Regions from separate parts of the Homo sapiens genome. Here region 2 is linked to region 1. The links are chromatin contacts, found by Hi-C or POLR2A ChIA-PET in ENCODE. All regions are on one chromosome and are shown on one strand. The core of a region is the stretch at or near the end of the contact, and the rest is flanking DNA. Distances in the headings are between cores, read along the strand shown. Region 1 has its middle 72 kb from the start of FOXL3-OT1. Region 2 overlaps PRKAR1B (protein kinase cAMP-dependent type I regulatory subunit beta).

Evidence for each region. A loop is a pair of places that touch in the nucleus more often than their neighbours do. ChIA-PET counts read pairs that join two places held with the same protein, here RNA polymerase II (POLR2A). Pooled maps may share reads with other maps.
Region 2: a pooled map shows a loop between it and region 1 (3-fold over the local background). The contact joins two enhancer-like sites. A Hi-C loop is called at or near these places in 6 of 50 pooled maps. POLR2A ChIA-PET finds 5 or more read pairs at or near these places in 4 of 52 experiments (CD4-positive, alpha-beta memory T cell, Panc1, activated naive CD4-positive, alpha-beta T cell and 1 more).

What each region holds. Positions count from the first base shown.
Region 1 is chr7:361,149-365,344 of GRCh38, forward strand. No RefSeq gene overlaps it. Among named protein-coding and RNA genes, the nearest start is that of FOXL3-OT1, 72 kb to the left of the region's middle. RefSeq lists an enhancer at 3,646-4,146. Within about 2 kb of position 1,448, at least 10 of the 41 ENCODE cell types and tissues checked have a DNase peak (open chromatin) inside an H3K27ac peak, as active enhancers do.
Region 2 is chr7:581,773-585,918 of GRCh38, forward strand. PRKAR1B (protein kinase cAMP-dependent type I regulatory subunit beta) reads right to left here. Exons shown (of 11, transcript NM_001164760.2): 8 at 2,736-2,796. Among named protein-coding and RNA genes, the nearest start is that of PRKAR1B-AS1, 19 kb to the right of the region's middle. Within about 2 kb of position 2,484, at least 5 of the 41 ENCODE cell types and tissues checked have a DNase peak (open chromatin) inside an H3K27ac peak, as active enhancers do.

The sequences.
Region 1 (4,196 bases), core at 198-2,697:
ACAAATCCATCCCTAATTCAAAGTCATGAAAACAGCCCTTTAAATCCTCTTCTAAAACCATGACGGGGTTTATTTACATTTAGGAATTTAATCCATGCAGGTCTGCCTTTAGTGGTGTGGAGAGGGACAGCACTCTCTGCTTTCTGTATGTGGGCGTCCGGTTGTCCCAAAGCCACGCTCCCACTCACGCCGCTGCCTCCCTGTCCCGACTCCCTCCCACTCACGCCTCAGCCTCCCTGTCCCGACTCCCTCCCACTCACGCCTCAGCCTCCCTGTCCTGACTCCCTCCCACTCACGCCTCAGCCTCCCTGTCCCGACTCCCTCCCACTCACGCCGCTGCCTCCCTGTCCCGACTCCCTCCCACTCACGCCTCAGCCTCCCTGTCCCGACTCCCTCCCACTCACGCCGCTGCCTCCCTGTCCCGACTCCCTCCCACTCACGCCGCTGCCTCCCTGTCCCGACTCCCTCCCACTCACGCCTCAGCCTCCCTGTCCCGACTCCCTCCCACTCACGCCGCTGCCTCCCTGTCCCGACTCCCTCCCACTCACGCCTCAGCCTCCCTGTCCCGACTCCCTCCCACTCACGCCGCTGCCTCCCTGTCCCGACTCCCTCCCACTCACGCCTCAGCCTCCCTGTCCCGACTCCCTCCCACTCACGCCTCCGCCTCCCTGTCCGGACTCCCTCCCACTCACGCCTCAGCCTCCCTGTCCTGACTCCCTCCCACTCACGCCTCAGCCTCCCTGTCCTGACTCCCTCCCACTCACGCCGCTGCCTCCCTGTCCCGACTCCATGCTGTGTGGACTACTGTTCTGTCCCCACCTCAGCATCACCTTGTCACAAATGTTATGACTTTTTAATAAGCCTCAATACAGACATCCCCAGTTCCTGCCCTGATCTCTGCCCTTCGAGAGTGATTTAGCTATTCCCAGTTCTTTGACTTTCAACATAAATTGTAGAGTCAGTTTTCCATGAACCACCACAAACAATTGCAGAAGTCTGGCTATGGAGTACGTGAGATGCCTGAATTCCTTTGGGGAGAGTTGACATCTTTGTAACTTGGGACTTCTCGGTTCATGAATACAGTTATTTAAGGAACCATTCACTTGAGTCTTCTCAAATGTCTCTCAGCCATGTTTTTTTACATCAGCTTCCTCTATAAAAATCTTACACATTGTTTGTTCTTCCTAGTATTTAATAGGCTCAGGCTTTTGTAAATGACATCTTTTCTAAATTTCACTTTGTCTCTGGCATATGAAGAAAAACAGCTGATTTTTGTGTATATTGATTTTGTCTCCAGCAAACTGCCCAGCTGTCTTACTGATTTCATAATTTACCCTGGTGCTGTTCAGCTCTTCGAACACACATAACCGTATCCTCCGTGACTGTCAGAAGTTGTATTTCTTCCTTTCCGATCTCGTTAGCTTTCATTTCCTTTTCCTGCCTTGGCCCGGACCTGCGGAAGGACGCTGGTGAAATGGTGCTGGAACGCACCGCCCCTTGGTCCCGATATCAAAGCAAAAGCTTCCGGGGGTGCTTCTGCTGTGGGTGTTTGCACATTTATCAGGTTAGGGAGGCGCTGCTGTTCCTACTTGAAGTATCTTTTTCCTGAAAGGACGTTGACTTTTATCAAACATTCTTTTCTCATTTGTTGAAATGACTGTAAGATTTTTCCCTTAAACCTGTTGGTGTGGAGGATTCTATTCATTGCCATTGTGACACTGAACCACTTCTAGTCCTGGGATAGACACGGCAGCCACGAGGTGCGATCCCGTCCACGCGCTCAGCCGTTGAGCCTCACTGCCATGTTTTAGGAGCTGTTATCTCCCTTCTGTGTCAAGGGCCTCTCGCCCCCTGAGATGGGATGGAGAATGCTTGCTTCACTGCTGTTCTCTTGACGGGTTAAAGATAGTGTTATTTGTTTCTTGAATATATTGATAAACATCACCAGCGAGGGCATTTGAACCTGGAATTTGTTTTGTTTTGAGACAGGGTCTGGCTCTGTCACCCAGGCTGGAGTGCAGTGGTGCAATCACAGCGCACTGCAAGCTCTGACCTTCCAGGCTCAGGTGATCGTCCCACTTCAGCCTCCCGAGTAGCTAGGACTACAGGCATGCACCACCACATCCAACTAATTTTTAAAATGTTCTGTAGAGACATGGTCTCACTATGTTGCCGACACTGGTCTGAAACTCCTGGGCTCAAGAGATGCCCCTGTTTTGGCGTCCTGAGTAGCTGGGATTACAGATGCATGCCACTGCACCCAGCTACATTTTGCATTTTGTAGAGACAGGGTCTCACTATGTGGCACAGGCTGGGCTCGATCTCCTGGCCTCAAATGATCCTCCTGCTTTGGCTTCCCGAAGTGCTGGGATCATAGGCATGAGCCACTGCACTCAGCCAGGCTGCCCCCTTTCCTTAGTGGGAAGACTCTCATGCATTGCTGGCAAGGGAGCAGCTGATGCATGCTCTTCGAGTAACGGTTCTGTAACATCCACTCAGGCTCCGAAGCCACGTGCGACTGCCCAGCAGGCCCCTGGGACACACCAGAGGCTGAGTTCATGCACCTGCCCAGGACACGCACGAGCACCCACGTCTGCAATACTGGTGACCGCAAGAAGCTGGAGACCATGCAAACGCGGATCTGCAGGGGAGCAGGTCAGGGGACAGAACACGCCCGGATGGGCCTCGTGGCATGACATGGAGGGAAAGAAGCCGGAAGCAAAAGAGTGCACATAGGAGATTTCAGTTGAGCAGCCGGCAAGCCTGGGACGCGGGGGGCCCTGAGAGTCAGGCCCACAGCTACGCAAAAGCCGCGCTGACAGGAAGTGCAGGAGGCAGCCTGTGGCATCCTGAGAAGGTTCTGTGTCTTGTAAAAAAAATTCTCTGATCTGGGCTGGGCGCGGTGGCTCACGCCTGTAATCCCAGCACTTTGGGAGGCCGAGGCAGGTAGATCACGAGGTCAGGAGTTCAAGACCAGCCTGACCAAGATGGTGAAACCCCGTCTCTACTAAAAATACAAAAAGTAGCCGGGCGTGGTGGCAGGTGCCTGTAATCCCAGCTACTGGGGAGGCTGAGGAAGAGAATTGCTTGAACCCGGGAGGCGGAGCTTGCAGTGAGCCAAGATCACACCACGACACTCCACCCTGAGCGACAGAGCGAGACTCCGTATCAAAAAAAACAAAAAAAATCATTGATCCAAGCACTTAATATTAGCACACGTCACATCATACCCTGTGTGTTATACGGCAATAAAAAGAACAGACACGATACAACTACGTTGCAGAGATGCCCCCTCCCCACTGTCACCACTGCTGGATGTTGGCTGTTCTCTCTGGATTCTGTTCCTTGACAAGCCTGTGTGTGGGGTGCAAGGCCAGCGCCCACAACAGCTTCAGATCCTCTTAGGCCTCGACATGTCACAGGTAATTTTCTGATTCGCACAGGGCTGTGACACCACCAAAGTCAGGTCACGTGCATCCTTCACTCAGGGTCTTTCTGGTGAGCTGTTCCAAGTCAATCACCACACTCAAAGCTGGACACGTATGACCTCCCTCCACCTCTTCGGAGGTCCGAAAGGATCATACACCCATTTCACAGATGAGGCCACCGAGGCTTCCAGGCAAGCCACTCACCCCGGGCCAAGAAGAGAAACGTCTGGGCCTCCTCCTGCCGACTCAGCCCCTCTGACCCCAGCAGTCCTTAGAGAACCAGGACTCAGCCCCTCTGACCCCAGCAGTCCTTACAGAACCACGACTCAGCCCCTCTGACCCCAGCAGTCCTTAGAGAACCACACGGATCCTTGAGGCGATGCCTCCTGAGCTGTACATCAGCTGGGCTACTGGCTTTATCGCCCACTCCCTGCACTTTCTGTTTCTGCAGAGGGTCTCTGCTTGTCCTTCGCTTCTTTACTTACTGGGATCTCAGTGTTGTTGCTTTTTGTTGTTGTTTTTGTTTTGTTTTTTTGAGACAGAGTCTCGCTCTGTTGCCCAGGCTGGAGGGCAGTGGTGTGATCTCGGCTCACTGCAACCCCCACCTCCTGGGTTCAAGCAATTCTCCTGCCTCAGCCTCCTGAGTAGCTGGGACTACAGGCACCCGCCACCACGCCCGGCTAATTTTGCATTTTTTTAGTAGGGACGGGGTTTCTCCACATTGGCCAGGCTGGTCTCGAACTCCTGACCTCAGGTGATCTGCCCGCC
Region 2 (4,146 bases), core at 1,234-3,733, 220 kb after region 1:
TGGCGTGATCACGGCTCACCACAGCCTTGAACTCCTGGGCTCAAGCGATCCTCCCACCTCGGCCTCCCAAAGTGCTGGAATTACAGACATGAGCCACCACACCCGGCTAACTTTTTAAAAATTTTTTGGAGAGACAGGAACTCGCTATGTTATCGAGGCTGGTCTGGAGTTCATGGCCTCAAGTGATCCTCCCACCTCAGCCTCCCAAGTAGCTGGGACTGCAGGCATGTACCATCATGTCCAGCTAATTTTTTATTTTGCACAGATGGGATCCATCCCCATTCACCATGTAAACTGCAGAATAAACGCAGTCACGTGTCCCAAAAAGCACCTGACAAGGGCAGCCTGCAGCCACAGGACGAGACGTCGTAAGGCTGCGTGCACCTGCCCAGGGGGGAACCCATCGTCAAGCTCTGTGCTGGAATTCTGCAGACTTGCAGCTCCCATGTGGGCCATGCTGATTCTACGGGGTCTCCTGTCCTAGGGGCCGAGCCCTGCGCGTTCAGGAGAAAGCGGGGTCCCAGGAGCATCCAGGCACAAAAGCCGTTCCCAGGTTTCTGGTGTGGGGACAGAAATGCCGAAGCCCACGGCTTCAGGCTCATCCAGGGCCATCCCTCCGGCCAAGCTGCCTGCGGAGACACCGCCCCGCCAGCCACTTTTTGGAGGACTTTGTGCCGATGCTGACTGGGCAGGAAAAGGGAATCGTGCCTTGTGGTTACTCTTCTGGGAGGCCACGGAGAAGCCGGTCACATTGCTGGCTGCTGCATTAATCAGAGGAACATAAATGGGCGGACGGAGGCCACGCGGCCAGGGCGTGCGACGGCCCCTAAGAGCCCGGGACGCAGGAAGCAAGAAGCCACCTCCAGCCGGGGGGTCACCAGCCCTCGCCCGGAGCAGGGAGAGGGTCTCGCCCTTCATGGCCTGCAGCAACCGTTGTCTCGACAGCGCTGGTGAATGAAGGAGTCTGTGGGCACAGGGCTGACTATGCAGTGCCTGGTGGGCACCAGGGGCCGGACCACCCAGGTCTGGCTGAAAGGCAGCGGGACGCCCAGACGGGCGGCAGAGGCCCTGCGTTTGGGATTTTGCAGAGGGAGCAAATGTCCCCCTCTCGGCCCCTATAAAATCTGGCGGACCAACTCGTTTTGTGTTTCCAAGTATGACATTTTCAAAATGGCACTAGAATTAAAACCAGACACAAAGCCACACAGGTGATTCCATTCCCACGAAACGTCCCGAGCAGGCAAATAATCCACAGAGACCAGGAGGGTCCGGGGGCTGCCAGGGCCGGGAGGGCAGGGGGGGTGACGGCTCACAGGGACGGGGCTCTGTCTCGGGTGAGGACGGGGCTCTGGGATGGGAGCGGTGCCGACAACGTCGTGTGTAGACTCAACGGCCCTGAAATGCGCTTCCGGGAAAGGTCAAAACGGTCGGCGTGCTGTGACGTGCATTTTACCACAATGGAAAGACCCGCACGCTCCTTTCTCGACATTTCACAGAAGGATTTCAGAGAGAACAGGGGTCAAAGTCCTCCCCAAGAAGGAACACAGGCACAGCCACACTGCATACACACACGTGCACACACACAGGCGCACACACCCACTCACACATGTGCACACTCACACCCCCCACACGTGTGCACACCCACGCACACACGCACACACCCACAGTGCACACTCACACCCACTCACACACGTGCACTCACACCCACGCACACACGTGTGTGCACACCCATACACACCCACACACGCGTGCACACACCCACTCACACACGTGCCAAACACATGCGTGCACACCCATGCACACACACTTGCACACTCCCAGGTGCACACACACCCCCTCACACGTGCACACTCAAACCCCCACACTCACATGCATGCACACCCATGCGCACACACCCACACACAACCCACACGGTGCACTCACACCCTCACACACGTGCAATTCACACGCATTCTACACACATGCACACACCCATGCATGTGCACTCGCACCCATGCACACTCACGTGTACACCCATGTGCACTCACATGCACACTCATGCACACACACGCACACACACCCCCATGTGCACACTCACCCCCACACACCTGCACGGTTCTGCCTGCTCTAGCCCAAGGAGCCCCCACTGGCCCAGCTGGCGCCATCGCGTATAACTCAGGCTTCAGCAGCGTCTTTCCTGCCAGGCCGTTAAGCAGGCTCACCCGAAGGTGAAAGGGCCCTGGGCACACCTGAAACCCCAGCCTGCCGTTATCCTTCCCGGAACTGAGAGCAATGATGGCGGCGTAGAAAGGGCAGAGGCGGCTCCCAGAGAAACTGCGCTTAGAAGGGAACTAGCACAGGTCAGGGAAAGCAGCTCGACCCAGCTCACACGTGTACCGGGAGCCAACACTGGCTTTCAGCTCTACACGGACTGGTGTGGAGGGAAGGCTGGGGGCGCGGCTCTGACAGCAAAGGGAGAAGCAGACAGGAAACGCACAGGATGGCAGAGACGTTGAGAAGCAGGGCAGCCCCGCCCACGAGAGAGGAGGCAGGCTCTTGGGGTTTGCCAACAAGTGACAGTGTGTGTCATCTGTGCACGTGTCTGTGCGTGAGCATGCCTGTGTGTTGCACCCCAAACCTCCATAATACCAACAACACTCAACTGCCAGCCACGCAGGGAATGGGGAAGAGGCCGGGGTGGCCAGCAGGCGCCCAGATGTCGGGACACACAGCCGTGCAGGGGCGCAGCCACTGACCTAGGATGGAGACCTTGCTGAGGAACTCCTCGTACATCTTGCGTTTCCTCAGCGTGCTGCCCTGTTCGGGAGAAAGTAAAAAACAGACAAGAAGGTGAATCTTCATACCTGGATCATCCTGACGTTTCCAGATTTCCCCAAATGACTCTCAACTTTTAAATGAGACCCTCCAAGCATTCCAAGTCCCCAAAGCCCTCGACGACTCGGAGTCTGCGTGAGCTGCCACGGTGTCCTATGCCCCCCACCTCCCTCCTCCCGGGGGGCTTCTGGAGAAGCTCCCGGCATGGTTGCTAAGTGTCCTGGCTGGCAGCAGAGTTCCCCACCCAGCCAGGACCCGTGGTAGTTCCACACGGTGAGCGCACAGCCAGCCAGAGCCTGAACCCGGGTTTCTAGCCATGAAGGGCAGGGAGCTCATAAACACATCTGGAGAAACTGAGGCCAACACAGAGACTCAAGCACATGACGTAGAAGGGAGAGTGCGGCTGACGTCAGCTAAGACCCTGGATCCAGCCGTGCCTGAAGCTGCCTCGTTACCCATTAAAAGCCGATACTTGACTTCCCTCAACCCTGGGAAAAGCATGCTGAATCATACAATACCAACAAACACGGCCCTGTCAGCGTTATGTGAATTAGAAATTAGAATTCATTCTAGAAACTAGGATTATAAATGTGAATTAGAAAAACACACCCCTTCTTTAAGCACACACATCCCATCAAGCTGATGGGCCCTGGTGCAAACAGGAACGAGGCCCCTGCTCTAGGCAGTCAGCTCCAGCCTGGTGTGCAGAAAGCAGCCTGGGTCTCAGCCCCTCTCAACCCTCTGCCTGGGCCTTTGTACAGTGCACGAACTCCACAACTGTACAGAGCAGCCGCACGGTGGGTACGATTCAGCACTGCACATTCCAAAAACAGAGACACAGAGTCCACCCGGACAGCAGCAAGCTCGACTTTGCTAAAATTCAAATGGTATCATCCACTGACAGAGGCCACGCGTTCGAGTAGGGTGTACGCCGGGATGTGAGTCAGACCGAGAGACGACATGCTAGTGATGAGGTTTTTCCGTGACCCTAGATAAGTCCCCTGGGGTGTGGAGAAAGGAGGGAGGAGGGAACTTGCTGTGTTGAACGCCCACTCCAGGTCAGGGAGGGGGGCTCTTGGACACACTGACCCACATCGACCTCGCAACAGATAACCCTGAGAGGGGAACATACTTTTATCCTTATTTTCCAGAGGCAGAAACTGCAGCTCCGCAGGGCTGAGTGACCACCCTAGATAGGAACCACGGAACCAAGAAGGAAAGCCTAGACTGGGCCCTAAAAGCCCCAAAGCTGCCCCCGCCTCTCAACTTGAATGGGGACGTATTTTACCCCTTCCTGACATGCTGTTTTGCAAATTCCCGTAATGCCCTGAG